Regions from separate parts of the Mus musculus genome. Here region 2 is linked to region 1. Evidence: chromatin loops called from intact Hi-C (ENCODE). Cell type or tissue: heart. All regions are shown on one strand. Links, peaks and the distances in the headings refer to the core of each region. The heading gives the core; the rest is flanking DNA. Region 1 holds the start of Usp28 (ubiquitin specific peptidase 28). Region 2 has its middle 14 kb from the start of Nnmt.

The links. A loop is a pair of places that touch in the nucleus more often than their neighbours do. Peaks named below come from ENCODE experiments on the same cell type or tissue, not always from the same donor. Only the 100,000 strongest peaks of a DNase experiment are listed, where the experiment ranks them.
Region 2: a loop joins it to region 1, with 2.2 times the contacts of the local background. A loop is called at or near these places in 1 of 42 quality-filtered maps.

Annotation. Positions count from the first base shown.
Region 1 is chr9:48,983,806-48,986,708 of GRCm38, reverse strand. Usp28 (ubiquitin specific peptidase 28) reads right to left here and starts at 1,324. Exons shown (of 25, transcript NM_001359739.1): 1 at 1,172-1,324. The coding sequence starts at 1,228. Gm51673 (a long non-coding RNA gene) reads left to right here and starts at 1,580. Exons shown (of 3, transcript XR_003948157.1): 1 at 1,580-1,881; 2 at 2,205-2,293. In heart, for the core only: no CTCF peak of the experiment used is centred there; a DNase peak (open chromatin) is centred at 1,528; H3K4me3 peaks cover 2,351 bases; H3K27ac peaks cover 2,500 bases.
Region 2 is chr9:48,617,568-48,620,470 of GRCm38, reverse strand. No RefSeq gene overlaps it. Among named protein-coding and RNA genes, the nearest start is that of Nnmt, 14 kb to the right of the region's middle. In heart, for the core only: a CTCF peak has its summit at 1,575 (motif pointing right); DNase peaks (open chromatin) are centred at 1,750, 2,150 and 2,760; H3K4me3 peaks cover 470 bases; H3K27ac peaks cover 700 bases; H3K27me3 peaks cover 434 bases.

The DNA.
Region 1 (2,903 bases), core at 119-2,618:
GTTGAGTAATAAACAATTTTTATCTGATCGCCAAAAAAAAAAAAAAAAAAAAATCCACCTACTTTCATTTTACAGGCCAAGACTTAGAGATATCTTTTTCTACATGAATTTTAAAGAGCCTGCTATGTTTTAAACTTGTAGTCTGGGGGTGTAGTGCTTGATTATCTCATGCGATAGGCCCTAGGCTTGATCCTCAGCACCTCAAATTATTAAAATTTAACTATAGAAGACATTAATTATAGAATTTAATTATAGAGTTTTTCTTAGCAGTATCTCAAATTTTTATTCTAAATATTTTATAAATTTTCTCGACTGCAAACTCGGTATTTGAATCCTTGGTATAGGTTTTCCATTTTGTCATTTAAAAAGTGCAGTTCTTGAGGGACGAGGATGTTGTGTTACGTTATAACATTCCAAAGTAAAACTGGATGACAGTCTCAAATTGCCCACTTCCCAAGTTTCTTTAAAAGACATTATGAGCCTTTTGATTTTTTTTCCAAATCAGTGTTACTAAAGGCCCACCATCTAAGCCCTAAGAGCCTTGTAATATTTTTCAACCTTTTTATATTACTAGGAACATAGTAAAGTGCCTTCTATTCATTGTGCTTTTCTCTCCCCTCCTTCAAAACCTACAGTGATCAATGAGATAATTCGGGAAGCTGATTTGTTTCCGAGGGAAAAAAAGAACTGAATGAAAAGCGGGGCGGGAAAAGGGAGGAGTGGGGCTCCGGGTCTTTTTTGCACTTTGTTGATAAACGCCGGCTTTAAGTGAGATAACTTAAGTCTGCGTTAGCCTCAGAGAAGCCACTGCCATAAAACTGATTTGAGAGTCAGAACAAGGCACCGTGGCCGTGCTTTTGGGAAGTTTTTAGCTGCTGGGTCGGGCCCGGTGCACACTTCGGGGTGACCTCGCTGCCTACGATCTCACGTGCAACCCCTCCCGTTAGGGTCCCTAGCACCGGGTCCCACAATCCCGCTCGGAACCTTAGCTGGCTTATACACCCAGGCAACCTCACACAGGCTCGCGGACCCAGCCTCGCAAAGTCCCGGGAAGACCGGGTTGCTCTCGCCCTAGCCCGCAGGCCCCGGCCTCTGTCGGCCCTCGCCCGCTTGGCCCGCCGCGCCCCTCTCAGCCGGAACCCGGGCCCCGCTACCCTCACCCGCCGCTCACCGAGCCATGGCCGTCCGCCGCCCCCGCCGAGTCGTCCTGCTGCAGCTCCGCAGTCATGGCCGTGGTGTCCCTCCGCGTGTAGCCCCACTCTCGTTGTCGTCTTCGCCGCGGTCGCCACCGCCACCACCACCGCCCCCGAAGCCCGGGAGCACCGGGAGGCACCGCCCACACGTCCCGCCCCCGCCCGCGGCGCGCGATGGAAGCCCCGCCCACGCCAGCCCGCTCCCAACACTCCCCACCCACAGCACGCGGCAGAGGCTCCTCCCACGGCGTTCGCTGGATGCCCCACCCCCGCCAGCCGACTCCCACCCATCTTGCGGCTTGCGCCGGAGACCCCGCCTACATGCCCCACCCACACAGCCGAGGTTCCCTCTCCCAAGGCTCCGCCCACGCCAATTTAGAGCCCCGGTGGCCCCGCCCATACACTCTGCTCACGCCCGCAGCGTGCGCCAGAGGCGTCACCCACGCGCCCGCCCCTGGTTTGCGTGAGCCGGAGGCGGGGCGTCTTCGCGTGCTCTGGCCCACGTGACCGCAGCCGGGCACAAACTAAGGGGTCAGCGTCGCCTCGCCAGCTGTTGCTATTTCCGCCTTAGGTGCCCAGGAAGTGGGCGGTGAGGCCTCTGGGTTTCCAAGACTCCTTTTTTACTCCATCCCGCGCTTGCTGAGCCTTGCATCTGCGTCCAGCCTGCCCCCAGCTCCCCATAAGCTTGGTAAGGCTGCTGGGTTCCTTCTGCTGACAGATTTTCCCACCAGACCTCTTAGCCATTTCCTAATCTGGGGACGCGAAGAGAAACGTAGACTGACTCGAGTGGTTTGTATAAAGACAACTGAATGGCCAGGACCTTCACAGAGCTCAGCATCGTGTCTTAATCCTGAACAGTTGCCCCATGTTCCAAATTCCCGTTTTCAGGCCATGTGTGTAATAAGCTGTGTTGACTCTAGCTCATGCACTAAGCCACCTACCACCCCTTTTAATGTTTGGGAAGAGGGTTCTTATTGTTGGTGATATTGGTTTGGGTTTTTTTTGAAACAGGATGTCACGTGGATTGGACTTGCCTCAGACTGTGTAGCCGTGGTTGGCCTTAAATTCTTGGTCCTCTGCCTCCACCTGGTCAAATGATGGTAAGTCTTTACTGCCATGTTAAACTTAACACTTTGAGATGATCTCATTAAGTTCCCCAGGCTGGCTTTGAACTTTCTATACTTCTGCCTTAGTCTCCTATGTGGAATAAATTTGGGACCTGTGTCTATCAGGTCCATCCTTGTCAGGATTCTCTGAAGACAGAACCATTAGACTTGATAAAATTAGAATGGGAGGGCCCTGGAGAGATGCCTCAGTAGTTAAGAGCATTAAAAAGCACTGGCTGCTCTTCCAGAGGTCCTGTGTGTGGGAAGCCACATGTGCCGTTGCAGGGTGGCGCTGGCCACCACGCATAAGTTTGGGTAAACAACCAATGTGTACATATGCAGTAAAGTTTTTCACCAAGTCACTGCCTCGCCCGGGCATGATAATGAGGCTCCATGAGATACTGAGAGAATAACCAATCAGATGGGGGGCATGCAAATGAGGTATGATAATGAGGCTCAGTGAGGTACTGAGAGAGAATAGCCAATCAGATGAGGAACATGCAAATGAGGTGGAAAGCATAACCAATCTGGGTGTGAGACACGCCTCTCCTAGGCCTATATAAGCAGCAACAGTTCTGGGTGTGGGGGTCTTTTTGCCTCTGCA
Region 2 (2,903 bases), core at 302-2,801, 370 kb after region 1:
GGCTCTGCCCTCATTCTAGTTGGGTGGGGAAGATACAGCAGATAATAACAAATAAAGACCAATGCTTTTATGGGATAATCCTTGAAAAAGAATAAGCAGAGTTGTACCACAGGGGATAACAGAGGCTGGGGAAGGCTGGAAACTGGAAACTGGTAGAAACACATCAGAACGTAAGATCCCATAGGCAAATGACATGAGTACAGGGTCTATATACCTGGCGCTGAGCCCAAGCCTCATTCTGCAGAAGAACTCCTTGGACAGGAATTGCTTCTGGAACTCAGGTGTGCTGGCTCACGCCTGCAAGCCCACCCCTGAGGAAGCCGAGAGAGGAGGATTTCCATGATTTTAAAGCCTGTTCCTGGGCTACACGACAAATACCAGACCAACCTGGGTTATGGTGTCAGTGTCCAAAGACGGCAGGGAGGGGCCCTAGAGAAATGGCTCAGCAGTTGAGAGTGTTTTCTGTTCTTGTGGATGACCTGGGTTCAGACACCCACATTAAACAGCTCATGACTACCTGTAACTCCAGTTCCAGAGGACCTAATACCACCTTCTGGCCTCTACAGATACCGGGTACACATGTAGTGCAAATAAACTCATGAAAACACACACACACACATACACACACACACACACACACACACACACACACACACAGAGAGAGAGAGAGAGAGAGAGAGAGAGAGAGAGAAAGAGAGAGAGAGAGAGAGAGAAAGAGAGAGAGAGAGAGAGAAATTTTGAAAAGAAAAAAATGCTTCTCTAGGCAGGATCTATAGGCAGAATGGAGCTGCTCACAGGATGGACCAGTCTGAGGCTCCCACAGAGAAGTTGCCTTTTAACTTGTCAGCCTTCCCTTCTTCCCCTCAGGTCACCCCTTGAATATCTGTCTCTAATTGTGAATACTGGCCTGTAAGGGGCTTTTTCTTCTGGTCATAACAGAATGCTGCCTGGATGTTGCCCTGTAGCCATGACAACCAGAGCAGTATAATACAGAAGTAGCCAGATCTCTGGGGGGATGATCATGGCACCACCTCCTAGGGAGGGTCAGAAGATGCTCCCCTGTATTTCAGCCCTCACTCCCTTCCCTAGCCCCAAGGGAACTTGGGGGATGCTAAAGAATATGGAAGTGAAAGGTTGATCAAAGGCAGGACTCCACGATGCAGCCTCCATGAGGTCAATACCCATGATGGGTTGGGTCTTTTGTGGTGATATGTCTGTTTGGAGCCACCTACTCTCCTGTAAGTAACCCATTACCTGTGCTCTGCAGGAAAGGCCAAAACAAACAAACAACCAAACAACCAAACCAAATCAAATCAAATCAAACCAAACAAACAACCCCCCCCCCCAAAAAAAAAGAAAAAAAAGAAAGAAAACCCAACAACACTGAGCTCACCAAGCTGGATTTTGGGAAATCATATTTTGACCTTGCGCTGGTGCCTTTCTGGAGTGCCTGGACATGGGTTTACATTTTTCCAGGAAAAGCTATTAAGACACAAAGCCCTTGGGAGGCTACAGGATGACTCTCAGACCAGTGGGATCAGATCGGGAGTTTTCTTGGTTTTTCTTTCTTTGGGCACAAGGGGGCAGCAGAGCTCTGAATTTAGCAGGCTTCAGGATCAACATGGCCAGGAAGAGTCTTCCTCCCCGCTTCCTTTGCCAGACCACTCACTCCTTGCTTAATGCCTCTTGTCCTCCTAGATCCCAAGCCCTGAATGGGATAATCAGGAAGAGGAAGGGTGCAGGCAGCACAGAAATGCGCCCTTCACTCCAGCATGCGCAGTAGTGACTTCCCCTGCCTCCACAGCGGGGGCCCAGGACACTTCATCTCCCTCTGGGAGGGACGAGATACCAGAGCACAGTCACACCAGATGACCTTTGCAAGAGAAAGTTTTTTCAGCCCTCAAACCTCCCGAAGACCAGAGATTTGGGGCAAGCCAAGCCCAGTGGGCAAGGCATACCCAGGCCATTCTATTCTGCAATCATTAAGGCCAGAGCAAGTATGCTGTCCTTTGTGAGGGATGGAAAGCCTAGTGGTGGCTGGTGATGGGAGGGTTCAGGCAAGGAGCCAGGCAGTGTGAGCAAGAGCTTAAAGTCAAGAAACCATGTGGGCGCTGAGAGAGTTCCAGTTCAAAGAGGCAAGCCCTTAGTGTTGCAACCAAGAATAGACTCGTGCCCCCACGAGCTGGCTAAGCGCCTCTTTGGCCAGTTGAAAGCGCTTTCCAAACAACTTGGTACATTTCCATGCGTGCTTTTGGAAAGCTGACTCTGCAGGCAAGGGGCAGCAGGGATTGGAGGCAGGGAAGGAGAATTGGAGGCCAGGAAATGGATTTTAAAGCGGTCTTTTTCCTTGCGTGGGTGGTGGATCCATTTCTCTGTGCCCAGATAAGCATTTCTTCTGCAAACTGTGAACCAATAGACCAACACTGATGAAGGTGGCTGAACTGATTAGACATGCCTGTACCTCACCCAAACTTAACACGGTTTTTAGAAGCAAAAACTGCAATCGGAAAAAAAAATGCTTAATTAGGGTCCATCAAAATTAGGTTTCTGATGGAGTCAATCTGAGTAGGCAGACAGGCCAAAGGAAATTCTTGCAACAGATACAAACCAGTGGCCGATCCTGGCTAGAAGAGACAGAGAAGGTTTGCAGTTCCAGCAACAACAAGATAAGCAAAGACCAAAAGGACTGAAGGTGTGGCTGGGAAGTTAACAGAGGAGATTTCCACAGCAAGTGAGAATGGATTTTTGGCAGAGAGTATTTAACTTTTTCTTTACTTGTGAGAAGGGACTGGAGGGGGGTGGAGGCCAGAGCAGCTCCCAGCCTCCTTGTCCTAAGGGATCAGTGGATGGCCTTGCTTGGGCCAGATTCTGCAACCTTCTGATCCATCCCCATTTTTCTCTCC